Linked DNA regions of Homo sapiens: region 2 is linked to region 1. A link is a loop called in an ENCODE intact Hi-C map of the cell type or tissue named here. Cell type or tissue: Calu3. All regions are shown on one strand. Links, peaks and the distances in the headings refer to the core of each region. The heading gives the core; the rest is flanking DNA.

Region 1 (10,775 bases), core at 1,733-9,732:
ACCTACTCCTATGATTACATCTATGATCCCACCTCCCCAGCCCCCTGCCCTTCTCACTGTGCACTTGAAAGTCCCCATCAGTGACCAAGGTGGTTAGTTGGAGGAGAGTTCTTTTAGGAATGAATTAGTCCATTCTCATGCTGCTAACAAAGGCATACTCAAGATGGTAATTTATATATAAAAAAAGGTTTAATGGACTCACAGTTCCACATGGCTGGGGAGGCCTCACAATCATGGTGGAAGGTGAAAGGCATGTCTTACATGGTGGCAGGCAAGAGAGCATGGGCAGGGTAACTTCTTTTTATAAAACCATCAGATCTTCACTATCACGAGAACAGCATGGGTAAAACTCACCCCCATGATTCCATTACCTCCCACTGGGTCCCTCCCATGACACATGGGGATTATTACAATTCAAGGTAAGATTTGGGTGGGGACACACAGCCAAACCATACCAAGGAATAATTGTCTAAATAGAGTCAGATAACATCCTGGAAGCAGCCAGAGTAAACTCCTGGTCAGCCTTGTCGGCCACTACTCCACTGCTCTACAACCCTGAGGAAGGAGGCTGCCTTTGGGGGTATTCCTTTCCCTGCTTTAGCTCTGTTCTATACCCTGAGGCAGTCCAGGAATCAACTGTGGCATCATTTAAGAGTCTCTCTCCCCACACTCACACATCCCCATGGGCCCGCACGCCACACAGATGGGCCCCTTTTCTTGATCACACACTCAGAAGGGGTTCTGTTCATGTCCAAGCCTCCTGCCTCTCACTTGACCAAAAGGGTCCTTCTATATTCCTGGGCTTAGCAATATTCTCAAACCTCAAATGTTCCTCTAGGGACTCTTCTCATTGAGGGATTTTCTTTTTATTTCACTTTAAACATGAAATAAACATTTTATTTGAGCTCTTTGGAAAAAATATTAATATTCACCAATTGTATCCAAAATGTAAATATTAGGACATGATGGGATGAACCCAAACAACCTCTGAAGAAATAACTTTGCTGGGCTCTTTAAAGAAGTTGTTGTTACTCTGAGAGAGCTGGGGGTGGAGGAGGTGATGGTGGAAAGTTTCCAGAGGTGAAAAAGAGGTGAGTGTCTCACTGCTATCCATAGATGACTCCTGAGCTACATTCTCCTTGAAAATTCACCAGTCAGCTTATTTAGAAGGTGCGTGTAAATACTTGACCAAGTTCCTGAGTATGTGTGCATGCCTCTGATCTATTTTGAGAAGAGTCTTTAACAAACCTCTTGACTGTTTTTCAATATTCTTGCGCTTTTCTTTCCACTTCCTGGTCCAGAGATTAGGTAAGAATTGGAGAAGAGGAGCAGGTGGCCACTTCAGGGTGTGCCGCAGCTCCTTCAGTCAAGGTCACCAAGAGGAAAGGAACATTTTGTCTCAGAGGAATTCTTTCTCTTTAAAAGCATGTATCTGTGGATGTGCTGGAGGAGGGAAGTGGGCGACTGGCGAGGGCTTGACAGTTAGAACTCTGTGTGTGCCGAATCTCTATTTATTATGCTAGGCTCTTCATTCTCACAGCAAGAGCATCAGATCATGTCTCCTTCCTCCAAAGAACAACAGTAATAGCAGGAGAAATCAACGACAACAAAAATAATAGCAACTAACACTTTCCTGTTACTTACTGTGTGCCAGGGACTGTTCTATGAGCTTCACTTATTTCAGTTCATTTAATCCTCATGAGAAAGTAGGTATTCTTGTTATCTCCATTTTACAGTTGGGGAAACTGAGTCACAGAGATGCTAAGGACCCAAAGCCACAGAACTGCTAAGTAGAAGAACTGGGATACAAGCACAGGTTCGAGAGTCCATGTGTTGCCCACTAGGCTCTCCTGCCACCCTGGGCTCTAGTACTAAATCCTCAACTGCTTTTAAATAAAACCTACAGCTCTGGTACATCCTCTGTCTGCTTTCTGTTAGCTGCCCAGGAATCAGGGCCTGCCTTAGGCTGTGTGATGGCTTGGGTCCTCTTGTACATACTGGTGAAGGAAGAATGAAGCTCAATAATTCAAATTAATTGGGAAGAGGGCTAGTTAGAAGCAGACAACAGTTCTAGAACAGCAACCTTAGATCGTTCAGGTCATTGGTTTCTAGTGTGTGCTGTGGTGCAAAATAACTGCTCAGAATCCTGCCAAATGCTGTTCATTTCAGTGTGTTAAATAACCCAGGGTACATGGTAACTGCAATTTGCTTCTAGTGGGGTGGTAGTGGGAGTGGGGTGTAGTTTGTGAGATGGAGAGAAAGTGAGAAAAGAAAACCTTAGTTCTTAGACACTGCAACCTAGGTAGATCTTAATTTTACCATTATTGGAAGTCTCTTTGTCTTCTGGCCTTGTCTGCTTGGATTTCATGCCCATTCTTCTTTCCATTCCACCCCATGCCAGGGGAAGCACATCTCGTCTCCTCCCTCTTACCCCAAATCCACCCTACAAGCCTCTCCCGAATGAGCTCCATGGGCTCACCTTAAGCCAGGACAGTGTGGTGTGTAGAGACCCAATAGGCAGGGGCCCTGAGGTTTCACCACTCCATGGCGGAGACAAGTGTCAGGCCCCGGGAACCATTCTGGGGTGGGCAGGATTGGATGGGATAGGCAGGCAGGGAGGTAAGAGAGGTGAGTAGTGCCAGCCTCTGTATTTCTGCCTGTGGGTGGAATGGTGCCTAAGGTGGGTGGGCCTGTAAAGTCTGGAGCAGTCTTGGAAAGAGTTGGGAATGAAGCTGTTCTCTGATGGATGGGGCAGGACTTGGACAGACAGCAAAGGAGGATCGAGGCAGGAACCACCTCAGAGGAGGGCAGACACCCAATATTTATGGGCTTGAAGGGTTTGCACTGGGCTTGAAGACAGAGCACCTTGACTGGTGTTCTTAACTAAAAAATGGGCTAATCCCTGTCCTCTCCACCTCATAGGGCTACTGGGAAGATCAAATGCTTTGTAAATTAGCATGAACAAAGGGGGCTGTTGAGATCTTTGTAAAGGCCAGTGTCTTCATTTTATGGATTCGGAGACTGAAATGCTGCAGGACTGACTAAGTGACAAAACGAGGACCACAGGCTATATAAGAAAGCGTAATGGAAATTAAGGAGATCATGTAAATGGTTGAGTACTCAGGACCAAATCAAAAAAACTCTGAAAGCCAGGGATCATGGTGTTTGGGCTTGATAGTTTGGGGAGCAGGGACCATGGAAGTGCTTTGGGAATAAGGATGCACCTTTTATGCAAAATCCTTCTCAAGTCCAACCTTCTCTTGGAACTCATCCCGATGACAGTCACTATCTTGAGTCCTCTTTTTCTAGACATTTGCTGTTTTATTTTGTATGGGACAATTTAGTAAATTTGTTTTAGTATGTAACTGATACTGCCATATGTAGCTGTGGGTGGTTATGCATATTATACATATAAGACATAGATATATGAAATACACTGTAATACCAGTGGCTTTATGAGAATACATTCTGCCTACTCTCTAGACTGAAAGTCTCTTAAAGCCAGGTATACCACATTATACTTTATTATTTGTCTAGGCCCAAAGTAAGTGATTCACAAAATAACTCTGATTTCTTCTGAAGCACAGCTATTTTTTAAAAACCTGAACTTTATTAGTAGTTATGTTGCAAAAAGAAAGCATCTTTCTAAGGAAAACAGCTTGCATAAAAGTATGCTACAGAAGTATTTTTAATTAACACAACCTAAGCTTGTCTCTGTAAATTAGTAAATTAGTCCTTTTCCCCATTACTCCTCTCTCAAAATCTTTACATCATTAAGCTACCAGTCATTTGTTTACACAGAGTGGCAGAGGTAAACTTTATAAAAATTAGCCAAGTATTATCACGGCTGGAATGTTTTACCTCATGTTTATACTCTTATCTACATGCTAGTTAGTGGGCAGAATTGGGATTCGAACTGTGAGGTAGGATCCCAACATCTATATGTTTCCACTTCATGTCATCAGAAGACCTGGTTTAGAGACTGGCTTCACTTTTATCTAAAAGGATGTTACCTACCTAAAGCTTGTAGTTAAAAATGTATGCTAGAAATATTAATCTTGGTTGAGATAATAAAATACTTGCACTTGCGCAAGCCCAGTGCTTGTTTCCTCTTCCTTCATTTCTCTCTCATGGGGGCACGTCAGCTGTATTTTAAGGACCTGGGGAGCGCACATTTGCAATTAATGCAAACCAGGCACACATGACGGCACAGTTCTTGGTTACCATGGTTTTAAAGTTTCTTCACTTCACTTAGAATTACAATCTTTTCCCACACGAATGAAGCCTCTTTTCCACTTGGAATTTATTTTAACTGTGTGTTCAGATTGTTCAATCTCAGCTGTCTTTTGACACCTGTAATGTGAACTATACTGGTTTTCTAAGAATAATGAGAGATATTCTTCATTGCCTTTTCTCAAGGCAAAGCAGCTGTCTTCCACCTTAGAACAACCGATTAACACATAGCAACTCCAGCTAAGTGTCTGGGATCAATCCCCTCATTCAGTTGTGCTAATGGTGCTCCCCAGATCAAAAGGAGTGTGCCAGAAATGAGGAACACCAGAGGCCAGGCTGGGGAATCTCAACTCCTAGGTCATCTCTGTGAATGAAGCTTAGAGGGGTGAATATGGACTGCAGTTAGCATGCCACCGTCTTGCTCAGTAGGTGCCAGCATCTCCATGAACAATGAGAGAGAAGAGCTTTTTGTTGTTGCTGTTGTTGTTACCCTCTCCTCTATCTCTTTAGTATTTCAATGATGAAAACAAGACATGACTATGGATAAAATACTACTAAAGGGGCTGGGAACAGTGGCTTACGCCTGTAATCCCGGCACTTTGGGAGACCAAGGCGGGTGGATCACCTGAGGTCAGGAGTTTGAGACCAACCTGGCCAACATGGTGAAACTTTGTACTAAAAATACAATAATTAGCGGGGCGTGGTGGCGGACACCTGTAATTCCAGCTATTCAGGAGGCTGAGGCAGGAGAATCGCTTGAACCCAGGAGGTGGAGTTTGCAGTGAGCCGAAATCAAGCCATCACAGTCCAGCCTGGGCGACGAGAGTGAGCAAAATTCAGTCTCAAAGAAAACAAACAAACAAAAAACTAAAGGGAAAAATAAACGAGAAAAGTTTGCATATGTCCTTTGGAAAAATCATCCAGTCTGCTAAGGTGAAGGCTCAGATCCTTGTGGGGTTCACCAACCTTGGCAAGTGAGAGCTTCCACACTGGTATTTTCTTGGTTCAGAGGACATAAGCAAGAAGGAAGAACTTCTAAAAGCCCAGGACAAAGTCCTAACTCTGGTTGCCAAGCAGTGTGCAAGTTTATCTTTTTTAATCACAGAATATGGGCAGGGAACAGAGAGTCATAGTTTCAGGTTACCTATCCTGACACCTTGACCAAGGGCAGTGACATCAATATAATTACTACAGTCCCAAGGACTCAGGGACCTCCTAGGAACCACTAGCTAAATTTAGCCTTACTCCATGTCATTAATCAGCAAGGCCATGCAGGAACTTGCTATTTTTTTTTTTTTTTGACAGAGTCTCGCTCTGCCGCCCAGGCTGGAGTGTGCAGTGGCGCAAGCTCCGCCTCCCGGGTTCACGCCATTCTCCTGCCTCAGCCTCCGGAGTAGCTGGGACTACAGGCGCCCGCTACCACGCCAGGCTAATTTTTGGTATTTTTTAGTAGAGACGGGGTTTCACCGTGTTAGCCAGGATGGTCTTGATCTCCTGACCTCGTGATCTGCCCGTCTCGGCCTCCCAAAGTGCTGGGATTACAGGCGTGAGCCACCGCACCTGGCCAGGAACTTGCTTTTGAATACTGTGTTTACCAAGTGTTAATTTCCCCCAGACTCAGGAATTCAAAGTTTTGGAGTTAAAAACGTGGGAAAGAAAAATAATTTCCAACTTTGATGCCAGTTAAGGGAAGAGTACAACTTCTAGGTCTCAACTGTCCAACCTCAGGGGCAGATGGGACCCAGGCTAAATCCTGCAGCTCAGCCTTTTTTCCCCCAACGCCCCAAGATTGCCTTTCTCTTAGCTAGAAATCTTCAGTTGTTTGGACTCTTTAACACTTTTCTTTGGATTTTCCAAGTTTTCTGAAACTGTTATTATTTCAGATGTGAACATAGCTATTTTTCTCCTTTATACTTTTTGGACTATGCTTTTCTGTATTATGCTGTAGGCAGGTACTTAAGTGAACTTTTATTACCTAATATTCACAGTAATAATCACTTTGGGAATCTTAAAGTGTTTTTACAAACATTCTAATTCTTCAAGTTAAGAAAATCAGAGTCTAGAAGAGTCAAAACTCTTGCTGGTTGGTATCCACATTGAGAATTAAGGACCCAACTGTAATAATAATAGCTAACGTTTATGTAGTGCTTACTATGTAAGAGGCACTTTATATACTTGTCTCATTTAACCCTAATAAGAATCCTGTAAAACAGGTACAGTACTATAATTACCCTCATCATATAGATGAGGAAAATGGAACACCTGTGATAAATAAACTTGCTCAATTCTCCCATTTAGCAAATAGCACTGGTGAGATTTGAACCAGGCAGTCTGAGGCCAAAGCTTGTGCTGTTACTAACATTCTTGCCTTCCTACAGCCTGTCTTTGAAATGACTCCGTGATTTCTCCACATGGAAATATGGCAAAGTGTTTTTGATGGCCCACATCCATGGACCTACTGAGATTTTATAATTTTAACATAAATTTGCCTTCATCTTTGAGCCTCTGGTCTACCCCTTGAAGGCCATGAGTCTGACAATAAAAGCATTATACTGTTAAATAAAATATCATCTCTTTTGGCCAATATTTTTCTCTCCTAGGACCTGAGGGGGAACAAAGCATGCTGAGGACAATATTAAGTTAGCATCTATTATATGCACTCCTAATGCAATATTCCTGACTTGACTCTCTGAAATGAGTTTTTTAGAACCTTTCTGATAAAGATGATGGGAGGGTGTTGATCCATTCTCATTTCCCTGCCAAATTATTTTGTAACTAAAAAGGCATGCTTTTTTGAGTTGGAAGATTAGAGTACGGGTTCAGTCAGGGTATGGAATCAAGCATATCCATATCCTGGCATATTAATGGTATCAGCTGTATCTATAAGTTAAATCCCACTTTCTCAGTGAAGCATTTCCACAGCCACTTTCATCATATGCAACTGGTGAAAGCATTTGAAACAGAAAAAGAAAATTGCTCCATAAAGACAAAAACTTTCCAAATGTAATAAAAGGTGACATTGGGACAATTAAAACATGTGATAGAGTTATATTGCTACTACATGACAAACTAAATAGATAGTAAATAGCTGATTTTATTACCTTGACATGTATATCTCAAAAGATATTTTGGAAACATTTCAAAAGCAGATTAAGATTTAGGTAGTAAAAGTGAGCCAAAGGAGAAATATAAGAAGAAGAGACAATAATTCGGAATAATTTTTACTTAAAATAAAATCTGACAGCTGGAGCCCCTTATGAGAGTTTATCTTGTTTTAGGAAACTTTGAGGTTTAAACTAAGTTTAAAGAATAGGCAAACAACAAGTATATGAAAAAGTGCTCAACACCACTAATCATTAGAGAAATGCAAATCAAAACCATGATGAGATACCATCTCACACCAGTCAGAATGGCTATTATTAAAAAGTTGAAGATAGACACTGGTGAGGTTGCAGAGAAAAGGGAATGCTTATACACTGCTGGTGGAAATTCAAATGAGTTCAGCCACTGTGGAAAGCAGTTTGGAGATTTCTCAAAGAGCTTGAAACAGAATTACCATTTGACCCAGTAATCTCATTATTGAGTATATACCCAAAGGAAAATAAATAGTTCCACCATGAAGACACTTGCACATGTATGTTCATCACAGCACTATTCACAATAGCAAAGACATAGAATCTACCTAAATTCCCACCAATGGTGGATTAGATAAAGAAAATGTGGTATATATACACTACGGAATACTATTCAGCCATAAAAGGAATGAAATCCTGCCCTTTGCGGCAACATGGATGGAGCTGGAGGCCATTAGCCTAAGCAAATTAATGCAGGAACAGAAAACCAAACACTGCATGTTCTGACTTAGGAGGAAGGTAAACCTCGAGTATACGTAGACACAAAGAAGGGAACAACAGACATAGGGACCTAGTTGAGGGTGGAGGGTGGGAGGAGGGTGAGGATAAAAAAAAACTAACTATAGCGCACTATGCTTATTACCTCAGTAACAAAATAATCTGTACAACAAACTCGCATGACACACAATTTACCCATGTAACAGACCTGCACATGTACCCTCCAAAACTGAAATAAAAGTTGGAAGGAAAAAAAAAAAGAACTGGGCACAAAAGAAAAAAATATGAGTGAGAGTTTATAACAACCCATAGCATTGGCAGCCTTGGAGTCTATGGGAAAACCAAAGAAGGGAGTCAGAATGGTGAGAAGAGAGGTGAGGTGGGCTTGGTGTGGGCAGCAGAAAGTCCTTTAGACAGCTACACTGCTTAAAGGCATCCGAGGGGATGTCTTTGCAGACACAGTGAGGATGTTCAATTTTTCTTCATTTTCATTTCAAAGCTCAGGATTAATGAGGCTAACACAATACGTGAATTTATTGTCTAAAGATTGATATTGTCACCAAAAATCATTGATTGATTGATTGATTCATTGGACATTTATTGAAAACCTACACTGAGCCAGACACTGTTAGGTGCTGGGAATATATTTGTGAGCCAAAATAGACAAGGACCCACCCTCAGGTACTTTAAAAGCAGTGAAGACAATGAACAAATAAACACAAGAAAAATGTATAATCACATGCTGCGAAGAAGAGATGCAATTGACTTGTGACAAGTTGTAACTGGGAGGCCAACACTGGACAGGGGGCTCCATAAGAGACCTTCTGAGCAGGTGCTATTTGATCTGAGACCTGAGGAATGAGCTGGAATTAACCAGGTGAAGTGATGGGTTGTGAGAAAGTCCCAGGTAGCGTCTAAGTGAGTCAAGGCCCTAAGTCAAGAGGGAGACACAGGCGCTCATGGAACTGAGAGACAGCCAGTGTGGGTGGTGCAGAGAGCGAGGGGAGGGTTGTGGGATGACACTGGGGTGACAAGTGGAGCCCACATAAACTGAAGGTGTGTGGACTTCACCCTAAAAGCAGCGGAGTGCCCCCAGGGGCTGAGATGGTGGTGGTAGTAAGGTTATGTGAGCCTTGATCAGATTTGTGTTTAACTGTCACTCTGGCTGCTGTGTGGACAACAGGGAGTAGGGAGATGGGTGCGGGGGGGGGGAAATGAGGGGCAGTTGAGAGGCTATTGCGGTGGGATTATGGGAGCTCTGAGATAAAAATGAAGAGAAGTAGATGAATTTGAGAGCTACCAAGAGTTCAAAATCAACAGTACTCAGTGACAGAGGGGAGTTAGGGAGTGGGAGAGAGAGAACTGAAAAGATGGTGGTGACACTCACCGTAAGACGACCAGGTCTGGGCATATACAATGATCTAATATTTGTAAAGCTGAGCGTAAGATACCATACTTGTTAGGATTATTGCTTTCTGATACATTCTGGCCATTTTAAAAGAATCTGACCAGTAAATGTTTGCCATTCTTTAACATGGTCTTCTCACACCTATGTTTTTGTTTTTAATTAAATAATTGTTTTCCCCTTTAACCTATTTTTAATATGTCAGTTAAACATGATGGTCATTAACTTACTACAATATACATTTTTCGCTTCTGAAATTTTCTTTTTTTTTTTTTTTTTTTTTTTTTTTTGAGACGGAGTCTCGTTCTGTCGCCCAGGCCGGACTGCGGACTGCAGTGGCGCAATCTCGGCTCACTGCAAGCTCCGCTTCCTGGGTTCACGCCATTCTCCTGCCTCAGCCTCCCGAGTAGCTGGGACTACAGGCGCCCGCCACCGCGCCCGGCTAATTTTTTGTATTTTTAGTAGAGACGGGGTTTCACCTTGTTAGCCAGGATGGTCTCGATCTCCTGACCTCATGATCCACCCGCCTCGGCCTCCCAAAGTGCTGGGATTACAGGCGTGAGCCACCGCGCCCGGGCGAAATTTTCTAGGTATACTTTTAAAATTATTGTTTCATCTTTTCTACAAGTTGATTCTTTTTTCAAATCTAAGGTTTATGGGTGTCTTGTAGAGCTGAAAGTCCCTTGCAGGTATGGACATAGAGATGTCTAGATGTCTGTGCCTACTTAGTGCCCTTTATTTAAATGTATTTATTGGCATCGCTCATACTGGATAAATACTAGGGTTCAGATCAGCAATTTAATGTTCAATGGTCTTCACCAATTTTCACGGTTGTGTGTGCTTCTCTTTATGGTGAAAATAATAGGATAGTGAAAGACCAGTGGACATGTGGATTTTACAGACAAAAGAGAGTATCTACTTTGCAACAAGCACAGTAACTATAATTTTAAAGTTTGCATATGCAAGAACTGATGATGTTTTGAATATTACTTGTTTTGCAATGTCAGTTAATCCCTCAGGCATGTACTGAGCACCAAATTGTTCATAGCACCATTCAATGTTGTTCAGGGAGTCAAACACACACTGTAGTCATAGTTTTCATCCTTGAAGAGATCTGATTTAATAAAACAAAATGACCCAAATTTAACAGATCACGTCTTTCTCTCTTCCTTTAAGAGCCAAACAAAAGCTAAAAAATGAAAATCAATCAAAACTCTTCTTCTGCACAGCCAATTTTGCATGGCTGCTACCACCATCTGCTTCCCCTCCCACTGGGCAGCTCTACC
Region 2 (10,775 bases), core at 1,864-9,863, 79 kb after region 1:
TACGTAGATAAATAAGGAAACAAATAAAAAAAACTTGATGTGATAGTGAATGCTATCTTGAATAAAAGTAATTTATAATCAATTAAGTTCATAACTTATTTTATCTGTGGGGAGGAGTCTTTCATGAACATGATTGAGATGTGAAATTAATATAACTGCTATAAGTTGAACCATGTTCCCCAAAAAGATAAGCTGAACCACAACCTCTAGTACGTGTGAATGTCACCTTGTTTGGAAATAAGCTCTTTGCAGATATAATCAGGTTAAGATGAAAATGGGCCCTAATCCAATATGACTGGATGACTGGTGTCCTTGTAAGAGGGAAGTTTGGACACAGAGTGACTCAGAGGAAAGGGGGCCATGTGAGACAGAGGTGGAGATTGAAGTGATGCAGCCCCAAGCCAAGGAATGCCTGGGGCCACTGGAAGCTAGAAGAAGCAAGGAGGAATCCTCCCCTGGAGCTTCAGAGGAGGCATGGCTTTGCTGAAACCTTGATTTCAGGCTTCCAGTTTCCAGAAGTGTCGGAGAATATGTTTCTGTTGTTTTAAGCTTTCCGAGTTTATGGTAATTTGTTATGGCAGCCTCAGGAAACCCAGACAATAGCTAATCTATATTTATCCAAAGCTTGGCAAGTTGGCATAGTTCAAGGGGGTAGATAGCTCACAGCAGTTTGGGGATAGGACACTTATTTACTGATAACCTTTGCTTCTGGGCAACTGAGAAGACATATTTCCCTTTCTACCCAGGAGGGCACACTTCCTTCTAAATTCCTCTAGTTTTGGTTGATATCACCAGGGAAGATTTCCAGAGTTCCAAGATGAAAGGAAAAAAAGTATCTTTTTGGTGACATAAAAACCAAAAGAGCAAAACAAAACTCCTTTCTTTGTCACTCTTTTTCTGTTGCAGAAGCAGATTATGTTGAAAAAAAAAAAAAAAAGAGTAAGAGGCCAGCCATAGGGAAGTGCCTCTATTTGATGCCACCTTCATTTCCACAGGACATGTTTGCCATCTCATGTTTACTGTCTTGTCTAGGCTCTCTTCTATAACACATTTCAAACATGACAACTCATGTTTATTGGCCTTGCCTAGGTGATGTTCTAACAACACATTTCAAAGGTTAAACAGTGAACTGCAATATTAAAATAAGAAAACTGACCTATAGGCTGGGCGCAGTGGCTCACGCCTGTAATCCCAGCACTTTGGGAGGCTGAGACAGGTGGATCACAAGGTCAGGAGATCGAGACCATCCTGGCTAACATGGTGAAACCCCATCTCTACTAAAAATACAAAAAATTAGCCAGGCGTGGTGGCGGGCACCTGTAGTACCAGCTACTTGGGAGGCAGGAGGATGGCGTGAAACTGGGAGGCGGAGCTTGCAGTGAGCCGAGATCGTGCCACTGCACTCCAGTCTGGGTGACAGAGCAAGACTCCATCTCAAAAAAAAGAAAACTGACCTATACAGAGATATAACTCATGCCCATTTCTTACTAAGTACAAAACCAAACAAATAGATGCATTTTTTCTCAGAGGAAACGTGGGTTTTCTCCTTCCTATGGAAAGCTCCCCTGTGGCTAGTACTGGATAACTAACTGTGGATCTTTTAAAAGACAATCCCTATTGCATTCACTTGTCTGGAGTGAAATTTTATTTCATAAGGATGTTCAGGTAATGATGATTGCCCAAATATAACAAGCTTGTCTGTAAAGTGATTACAATGCCCTTTTGTTTGTTTTTGTTTTTTGTTTTTTTTTGAGACAGAGTCTCGCTCTGTCGCCGAGGCTGGAGTGCAGTGGCATGATCTTGGGTCACTGCAACCTCCGCCTCCTGGGTTCAAGCGATTCTTCTGCCTCAGCCTCCCAAGTAGCTGGGATTACAGGCACCTGCCACCATGCCTGGCTAATTTTTTGTATTTTTAGTAGAAACAGGGTTTCACTATGTTGGCCAGGCTGGTCTCGAACTTCTGACCTCGTGATCCACCCGCCTCGGCCTCCCAAAATGCTGGGATTACAGGCATGAGCCAAGGCACCTGGCCTATAATGCCTTTTCAAATTTCATTTGCTGATGTGTAATCACAGGAAACCGGCCAACTGGATCTCCTGGACCCTGTCATCTCTCCTGTGTTTCCTCTGTGTCTTTTTGGTGTCCAGTGCATTCACCATGACTCTCACTGTGCGATTCCTGATCCAAGTGGTGTTGCAGCTTCCAGCCCACTTCCCTCTTCCCTATAAGATGTATTTGTCTTATAGGCCACTCACCTGGTGCCTGTGCTTTTCTACATGCCAGTACATGGTAATGGATAATAACTTTCAGCTACTCTAAGTTAATGTGTTACTTCTCTCAGAGATCATAAAGCCTTTAAATCTTAACTCTCAAGGAAAGGAATGCTGGTGAACAAGCTTGAAGAGGCTTTGGAGTTCCTGAAGTCAGGGGACTAACGTTTACATGAGATTTTTAGTTAAGTTCTTTCACTAACTAGCTGTGAGACCTTGGAGTCCACATTTTGAGCCTCAGTTTCTGCAGTTCAATTTGACAAGCATGGAGCACTTGCCATGTATGTGCTCATACCTGGGAGGAAGGGATATGAAGCTAAGACATGACCTCTGTTCTCTAAAAGCTGAAAGACTAGTAGGGCTGACATGTGAAGAACACAGGGAAAAATCTGAGCCTGCAAAATGAAGAGACTTTTGGTTGGCAGAGAATGGAGGAGTGTGGCATTCTAGAATGAGGAAATGGCATGAGCAAAGGCAGAGAGGCCTGAAAGCGTCCAGCAGTCTTCCTGGGGAAGACTTTCCAAACAAGAGTGACCTCTCTGCTTCTCTGGCCTTTCACACCATGATAAGAGGCACCTCCTTTTTTTGTTCTAACTCTAGTTCAGATCCCAAGCCACTTGCTAAACACTGCGGACTTGTTTTGCAAGCAACTAGGAGGTCTAGAGGACTCATTTTAAAACTTCTTATAATGGAAAAACATAATCATCTGCAAAGGAGGAGAGAAGAGTATAATGCATCCCCATGTTCCTTTCAGCCAGTTTCAGCAATTATTAACTCACAGTCATTTTTCCTATAATATTCCCACTCCCATATTATTTTGAAGTAAATACTAAGCATCATAGCATTTCTTCTATAAATAAAATAGTATGTATCTCTAAAATATAAGGGTTGTTGAAAACATAAGGGTTATATTATTATCATATTGAAAATATTAACAATACCTTAATGTCATCATATATCTAGTCAGTGTTAAAATTCACCATCGTCTTACAAATGTCATCATTTATTATTGCAGTTTTGGTTTGATTCAGGATCCAAATAAAGTTCATAATTGTGATTGGCTGCTATGTCTCTTAAGTCTCTTTCTAGTTTATAAATTCCTCCTACCTCTGTCAATCTTTCTCTCAATCTCTTTTTTTTTCCTTGTAATTCATTTATTGAAGAAACCTGGTTATTTTTCCCATAGAGTTTTCCATAGTCTGGAGTTTGCTGATATCATCCCCACAGTGTTATTTAACATCTTCCCCAGTCCTCTGTATTTCCTGTGACTTGATTGTTGGAATTAGAAACTTGATCAGATGTAGGTTTCTTTCAATTTGGCAAGACTGCTTCATAGGATATGGTGCATTCTTCCATTAGGAGATGTAGTACCTGAGTGCATCACACTCCACGGTGTTGGCAGCCACTGATGATTAGCATCCAAGCCCACTAACTCAGTAGGTAATGCAATATGGTGATATTCTATTTTTTCCATGCCTTCTTCATTTATTAGCTGGAATAACCCTAGAGAAAATTATCCCATCATCTAATATTTGGTCACTCAATGGTACACTTCACAAAATAAACGCAGGCTTAGATAAATAAATCAATTAAAAAACTTGATTTTTCTTCTACTCATCTATTATGTTTTCAAAATAATGTGTTGCTTATTAGCATTCTCCAATGAAGGTCAACGAATTTTGTATTATTATTGTTTTGTTTTTGGCATTATTGTGAATTTACGAGTTTAAACGTATTTAATGTGTTTCAAACTATTACAATTATAATCATCATCAATGCTCAAATTGTCCCAGCTTTGGCCAGTTGGTGCCTCATTAAGTGGTTTTGAGTCCTTTTGATGGGATCCTAGTATTCTTTGAGAATATGTTTACTACCTGGTCTAACAAGATATTCCAGATTCATCTTATGTATTTCCTAACCCAGACCCGGAATTAGCCACTACTCCCAGGAGCCTTCATTCTTTTTAGCAGAAGTAAAATTTACAAACCATAGTCTCAGCACCTATAAGATTATCCTCTTCCTTTGGAAGAGAGCAGGCAATTTGGCATGGCCTAAATAAGTCCCAAGACTGGCAAGAGACTGTGGGAAGAAAACGGGTGACCATTTAGGAGTTACTGATAAGAGATGATAAGGCTCTCAACCAAGGCTGTGGGGATGGGGAAGAGAATCAAAGTTGGGAAAAATTCTAGAGACTACATTTATGCAAGAGAATTTAGCAACTGATTTGGTAGTTCAAGGGAATGGGGGCAGAGGTGGGTAAAAAATTAGAAACCTGGGTTCAACGTCTAGTCCAGTTCTGTTACTTATCTACTGTGTGATTTGTGGCTCATTACTTGACTTCTGAACCTCAGTGACCTGAACGGCAAAATGGGAATAGTACTGCGTACTTTCTAGAGTGTGAGAGGATTAGATGAAGTGGCAGATGAAATGAATGTAGCACAATGTGTGATACCTAGTAAAACTAAAAATTTAAAAATGCGACACTCCCAAGTATCTAGTTTTATCTATAATGTGAGAGGTTGGCCTAGATCACCCCTAAAACTTTCAGTCAGTTCTGCTCCAGCCCTCTCCCCAGTCACACCTGTGCTGCTTTCTGATAATGTCATAGAGTATTAATAACATATCCTCCAGCATTTACCTACACCACATTTTATTGATTATTTTGTTGAAAAGATTATATAAGAAATTTAATGTTGCCAAAAGAAAAATAAATTGTATATTCTTCTGAGGGCTGTTTTTCTTTTTTGATATCTGTGTTGGCCACTTTCATTTTAGAAGAGCTTAGAATAATGTTTTAAGAAATTGCTCCCATATGTGACAAAGAGAGGAGATCTAAAAAACTAACAAAGTATATTAAATACTGATCAGTTAGGACAGAGTGCCTTAAAATACTATGCAAGGTGGTTATCCTGATCAATGATTTATGCAGCATCTGGTTTTAGAAAATGGAATATTTGTTTAAGTCAATTCCTTCCCAGAACCTTCTCTAACCATTACATCAGTGATGCCCGGTAAACATTGTTGAGGTTATTTGCTTCTCTAAAATCTTATTTTCGAGGGCTGTAGCAGAATGAATTTCGAATCAAGATTTTTAAGATCAAAATAGCCATCTAGCAGTCACTATAGCCACATTATCTGTTGCTAAAAAGTGATTAACAATATTCATAATATCTCAACTTTTAAAATTGTAAAGGGAATACAAGCTGTTTATTAAAAGTTCAGGCAATGAAAGAGAGAGGGAGAGAAAGTAAAAGTGACCCAACGTTCACTCATCAGATACCATTGTATCCTTCTAAACCCTTTCTCCACAGGCGCACACAACATACATTTAATTTTGTAGCTTGCCTTTCCAACATACTGTGAAATATAAAGTTACAATATATTATGTCAATATATTCATTTTTGTATGTCAGTACATCATGGACCATTTCATTATTTTAAGCAGTTGCCTAATATTGCCCAGTATGAATGTTGAATTTATGTTGGTTTATCTGACCAGCTCATTATTGTTAGACATTTACATTGTTTCTAACTTATTTTTATTAAAAACAGTCCTTAAGCCAAACAAGCAAACAAACAGGACTTTGAATCAGGTATGGGTAGGTGACAGATACATTCTTATCTATTTCTGTGTAATGTGGCTTTAAAAAACCGTCATTGAAACAAGAGACAGCTGTTTCTTATGACATTAATTTTTTTTTAACCAAAATCTTGGCTGTAAATTTCTGAATCTCAAAAACCACACTTTCTTCTTTTCTGTTACCCCTCCAATCTGAAACTCTATTCTCAGTGATGGAACCGTTTTCACTTGCTGAGCAGCCACGCTTGTCTTTGAGATGGGAGGCATTGAAAGCCTGCCTACTCTTGCTGATGTGCAATTCTTTTCCTTCCGGTGAGAGATCAGGCCCTGCTTTTCATTTCACTCGGAGAACATGGTGACTCCCATGGGAGAAGAGGTGGGGCCATGGTCACCTGTCCTCCAGCACCACAAGCACAAGACCAGACGCAGCTCTCTGCTGGGCCTCCAGCACAGGTCAGAGCTACTCTCTGGGGCCACACCTCTGTTTACAGTCAAGGCTGCTGACGTCAAGATGGCTGAGAGCCTGCCCTTCTCAAGAATGGACAAATGGACATCATGGAACAAGCAAGGCAAATATTTTAAATAAACACAAAGTGTCATCCTCTTCTTTGGTTTGTTTATAGGTTGCTCTTCAAGTTGATATAATCTTACATTTTACCACGATTGCTAAGGCTGCAAGGCAAGCATGTTATTTTTTAAGCTCATATTATTTTTCCCAGCCTAAAAATAATTAAACATTATTATTTTGAATAAGCCAGTGTGCACCATGAGTATTTGTTTCATGATGTAGCTGGGGGATATGCCAACCTTGGGGATTTTAACACCAGCCACATCAAGAGGTGTCAGCCCTGCTGGGTAGATGACAAGTGCTTCCTTCCCCCACCTCAGCTAAGGTGCAGGTTTTATTTGAGGCAAGACTTCTGCATCCCTTCTATCCATTGCTTAGTATAAAACACAATTCATATTTCAGAACAACCGAAGAAGGTAGCACAGGGTCTCTAAGGTCAAGGAAATGCCCATTCTGTTCTTGAGCTTATTAGTGACTAACTTATAACTTTACCATTCATCATCTTAATTTACTTAAATTTCTCAGACTTAACTGGGTAACTTTCAATAGTGCTTCCCTTAGACTCAAATCACTTTTCATCACCAGGTTATTTTTAGTTATTTGGAATTCTCAAAAATGCTCGAATGGTGAAGGTATCTTTATCTTCCCTAGCTGAGCTCAAAGGTGACATTTTCTTAATTGTCCAGGGAGTTTATAAAGTTTTAGCTATTTTTAAATGATGTCTATGGCACCAAATAAAGCTTACATTTTAAGAAGAAAAATTTTGTATGTGTATAGCTCAAAAATAGCTGATTTTCCAAGTTTAGCTTGTGTAATCCTCAATGAAGACTAAAGGCCTGACTCATTTTTTTTTTTTTACAGCTTTTTGGAAGCACTAGACATAAGCACCTGATAGTAAGCAAGTTTGCCAATGTCTCACTTTTGGGTCATTTAAGGCAAAATCTGAATTAAGTATTCATTTTGCCAGCCCTCAGAAATGTATTTTAATCATCCAATTTAACAAATAGATTTTTAGTACCCTCATGTGCCCACAAAGAATTCTAACACAGTGGGATACCACAGCAAACAAGAGGAACAAAATCTCTGTCCTCCTAGAGCTATGTTTTAGTGAGGGGTAAGGAGGGATGGAGGAAGATATGCTTTAAAGAAAAAGTAGAGGCAAGAGTCAGATAAGAGGCACTGGGAATATGGTGTTGGCAAGTGGAACAGACTACAATTTTAAGAGGTCGGTCAGGGTAAGTCTCATTGAGAAGGTGACATTTGACAAAAGTTTTAAGGAAGTGAGGGAATTAGTCATATGGGTATCTGGAGAAAGCATACTCCAGACAGAGGACTTAGCTACTATGTGCTTCTGGTAGTCCTGTGGCTGGTGCAGAGTGAGCAAAGAAGAGTGTAGAAGATCAGATTCAAGAACCAACGAGGCCCCAGCTCACGGAGGTCTTGATGGTCACTCTAAGATTTTGGCTTTTACTCTAAGAACAAAGAGGAGCCATTACAGGGCTCTGAACAGAGCAGTGACTGATATAGTTCCAATGAATTCGCTGTTGCTATGCTATGTAGAAAACAGACCTAAGAGGGGAGGGGTGAAAGCAAGTAGATCTGAGAGGAGGCCACAGCAGTGCTCTTAGAGAAAGACAGTAGTGGCTTGAACCAGAGTGGGAGAAACTGAGGTGGCAAAACGTGGTTGGATTCTGTACATATTTTAAAACTAGAGCAGACAGACTTTCTTGAAGGTTGGGATGAGGAGTGTTAAGAGAAAAACAGGACTCAAGAATGACTCATGATTTGCAGTCTGAGCAAATAGAAAGGTGGCATTTCCATTCATTGATATGGAGAAGGCTTTAGATAAGCCCCCTAGGGGAAGAAAGTCTAGGAGCTCAGTTTTGGATATGTTGAGTTCGAGATAACTATTAGATATTCAACTACTGACTTCCCTTTGACTAAGTCAAAATTTATCATCCTCAAAGAATGTAAATTCCCTGAGGGTAGAGTTTTGTCATTGCTCATTAATGTATATCCAGAGCCTTGGACAGTGTTTAGCACATGTAGATTCTCAATTAAAAATTAACTGAATGAAAATTTATAAAGCACACACTATGTTTCTTGCTCTGTTCTACGTGCTGGGGATACAACAGTGGAAAAAAATACCACCAACATTTCTTTTCTCACGCACCTTACAATCTCGTAGTGGGAGACAGAGAAAGCAAATGAAGTAAAATAAAATAAATCCTTTGCCTGTTGGTATACATACTTGATAGAGACTGGTTGAACGTTTAGTCCCATGGCACTCTAGGTATATTGTCATAACCCTACAAGGAAGGAAACTGAGAGCACAGAGTTGGTATTCCTTGCTGGTCTATCTTACTCTAAAGCCTCTGTTAGCACACCATATTGCTTCTCATGTAAAATAACACAAATCCCTTCATCATCTGACAAATATCAGGGCTATGGTTCTCTTCGTATGAACCTCTAAAGGAGAGTCTTCTCATAATCAGATTGTTTTTGAAGAGCAGTTCTAGGAAGGCTGCCTGGAAGTAAGCAACCCCAGACCACTTTGCCCTCCTTAACTGAGCCAAACCATGTAGCTGCTTTCATCTTTACATCACAGGGCATTTTCTTATTCTTCACCCCCTTTCATGATGCCGAGGTTACCTTAATTACCCACCATAAAGTCTAACACATCATTTCATCTGAAAGGCTCACTTTGTAACTTTCCACAGAACTAAGGAGGCACACTAAAACAAATACTATATTCATATAAATTTGAAGAGGTATCCCTTATTGCTCTAAAAATGAAATCAAATGAATTTTTCATATCTAGCAGTAGCATCTAGCGTTGGTTTGAGCCTTAGTACTCCAAAATAATTTTAATCCTCCTCCTGCTCCCCTGATTCAGCCATTTGATGTTTTCTTGGACTCATGAAACTTTATGCCCCCAGCTTCTCCTCCGTAATTTTTGCAGAAATTCTGAAACAGCCACTGTCCCTGCCTACTGTGCATTTCTTACCACATTTCTGCACGTAATTTGATATCACACTTCCTGCCCCCAGCAACATTTCCTAGCATGTAAATGATGAATATTTTTTCTTGTGCTCTGACCTATCTGAATAGGTCTCCAAAAAGGAGACTATCTGGGCTCTCCTCCTGAATGTCATTTCCATCAACATTGTAATTTTTAAGATAAAACATCCAGGGTTCCCCACTAGTTGAATGTGGTAAAAGTATATGTCTTGATGTTGCCTTTCAGTCGGCAATGTTCATTAATAGCAAGAATTCCCATGATAAGTAGAGTGTGTGATCTACCAATAACTTGCCTCTTTTCAAGGCCAAGAAAGACATCTTCAATCCACCAGATTTTCTTTAGGACCCTCTGGTGAACAAGTGGCAGTGAGGTCACCTCATGTTGTAATTCTGAGATATACTGAAATCCTCTCCTAATAAGACACATTACATTAACTCAATAGAATGACTGGGATCTTAAACATCGCCCTAAATACATACAGACAGTGCATTGTAACTAACATACTAAATAAACAGACACCCTTTAATCTTTAAAATAATTGTTACTGTTCTTCCTGAAGAGTCCAATTACAGTACAAAGCAAGAGTCCTATAGTATGGAGTGGTCCTACAGTATGGACCAATCAAATAATGGTCAACACCAGTTAGTTGAGGTATCTATCTCCTGTCTATCTGTGGGATTGTGCTATGGTTTCAATATTTGCATTCTGAAAAAAATTCATATGTTGAAATCCTAATCTCCAAGGTAAAGATGGTATTAGGAGGTGGGGTCTTTAGGAAGTGGTTAGATCATGAGGATAGTGTCTTATAAAAGAGGCCCCAGAGGGCTGCCTTACCCCTTCCACCACATGAGGAAGACACAGCTAGTGAACCAGAAAGACAGCCCCCTCCAGACGCAGAACCTGCAGATGCCCTGATCTTGGACTTCCCAATCTCTAGAACTGTAAGAAATAAATATTGTTTATAAGCCACCCTGTTTATGGTGTTTTGTTATAGCAGCCTGGATGAACTAAGACAGATCACAAAAGCTTTTCCTACAAAACTAAAACCATGTCATAAAGGATAGAGGACCAATAACTATCCATTATGGATACAATAGTGGGTGAATAAACTCTGTAAGTAATGAAGTTACGCTTGTGTACTACCCCTGGTAAAAATATCACAACATAAAAGGTAACATGTATTTTGTTAACTTCGTATTAGGAAATATAAGGTGTTCTAACCTCTAGGAAGTCTGAATGGTAGCTCCAAGTTTAAAACCATGGCCAAAACAAAACAAAACAAAAAAAACACACAGATAAACAAAACCCTCTCTCATCTAATTCCTTTCATGTTTA

The links. A loop is a pair of places that touch in the nucleus more often than their neighbours do. Peaks named below come from ENCODE experiments on the same cell type or tissue, not always from the same donor. Only the 100,000 strongest peaks of a DNase experiment are listed, where the experiment ranks them.
Region 2: a loop joins it to region 1, with 2.4 times the contacts of the local background. A loop is called at or near these places in 4 of 110 quality-filtered maps.

Annotation. Positions count from the first base shown.
Region 1 is chr4:75,019,014-75,029,788 of GRCh38, reverse strand. The region is part of intron 2 of PARM1 (prostate androgen-regulated mucin-like protein 1); the gene reads right to left. Among named protein-coding and RNA genes, the nearest start is that of PARM1-AS1, 54 kb to the right of the region's middle. RefSeq lists an enhancer at 2,741-3,281. In Calu3, for the core only: no CTCF peak of the experiment used is centred there; a DNase peak (open chromatin) is centred at 5,558.
Region 2 is chr4:74,939,998-74,950,772 of GRCh38, reverse strand. The region is part of intron 1 of PARM1 (prostate androgen-regulated mucin-like protein 1); the gene reads right to left. Among named protein-coding and RNA genes, the nearest start is that of PARM1, 12 kb to the right of the region's middle. In Calu3, for the core only: no CTCF peak of the experiment used is centred there; a DNase peak (open chromatin) is centred at 6,292.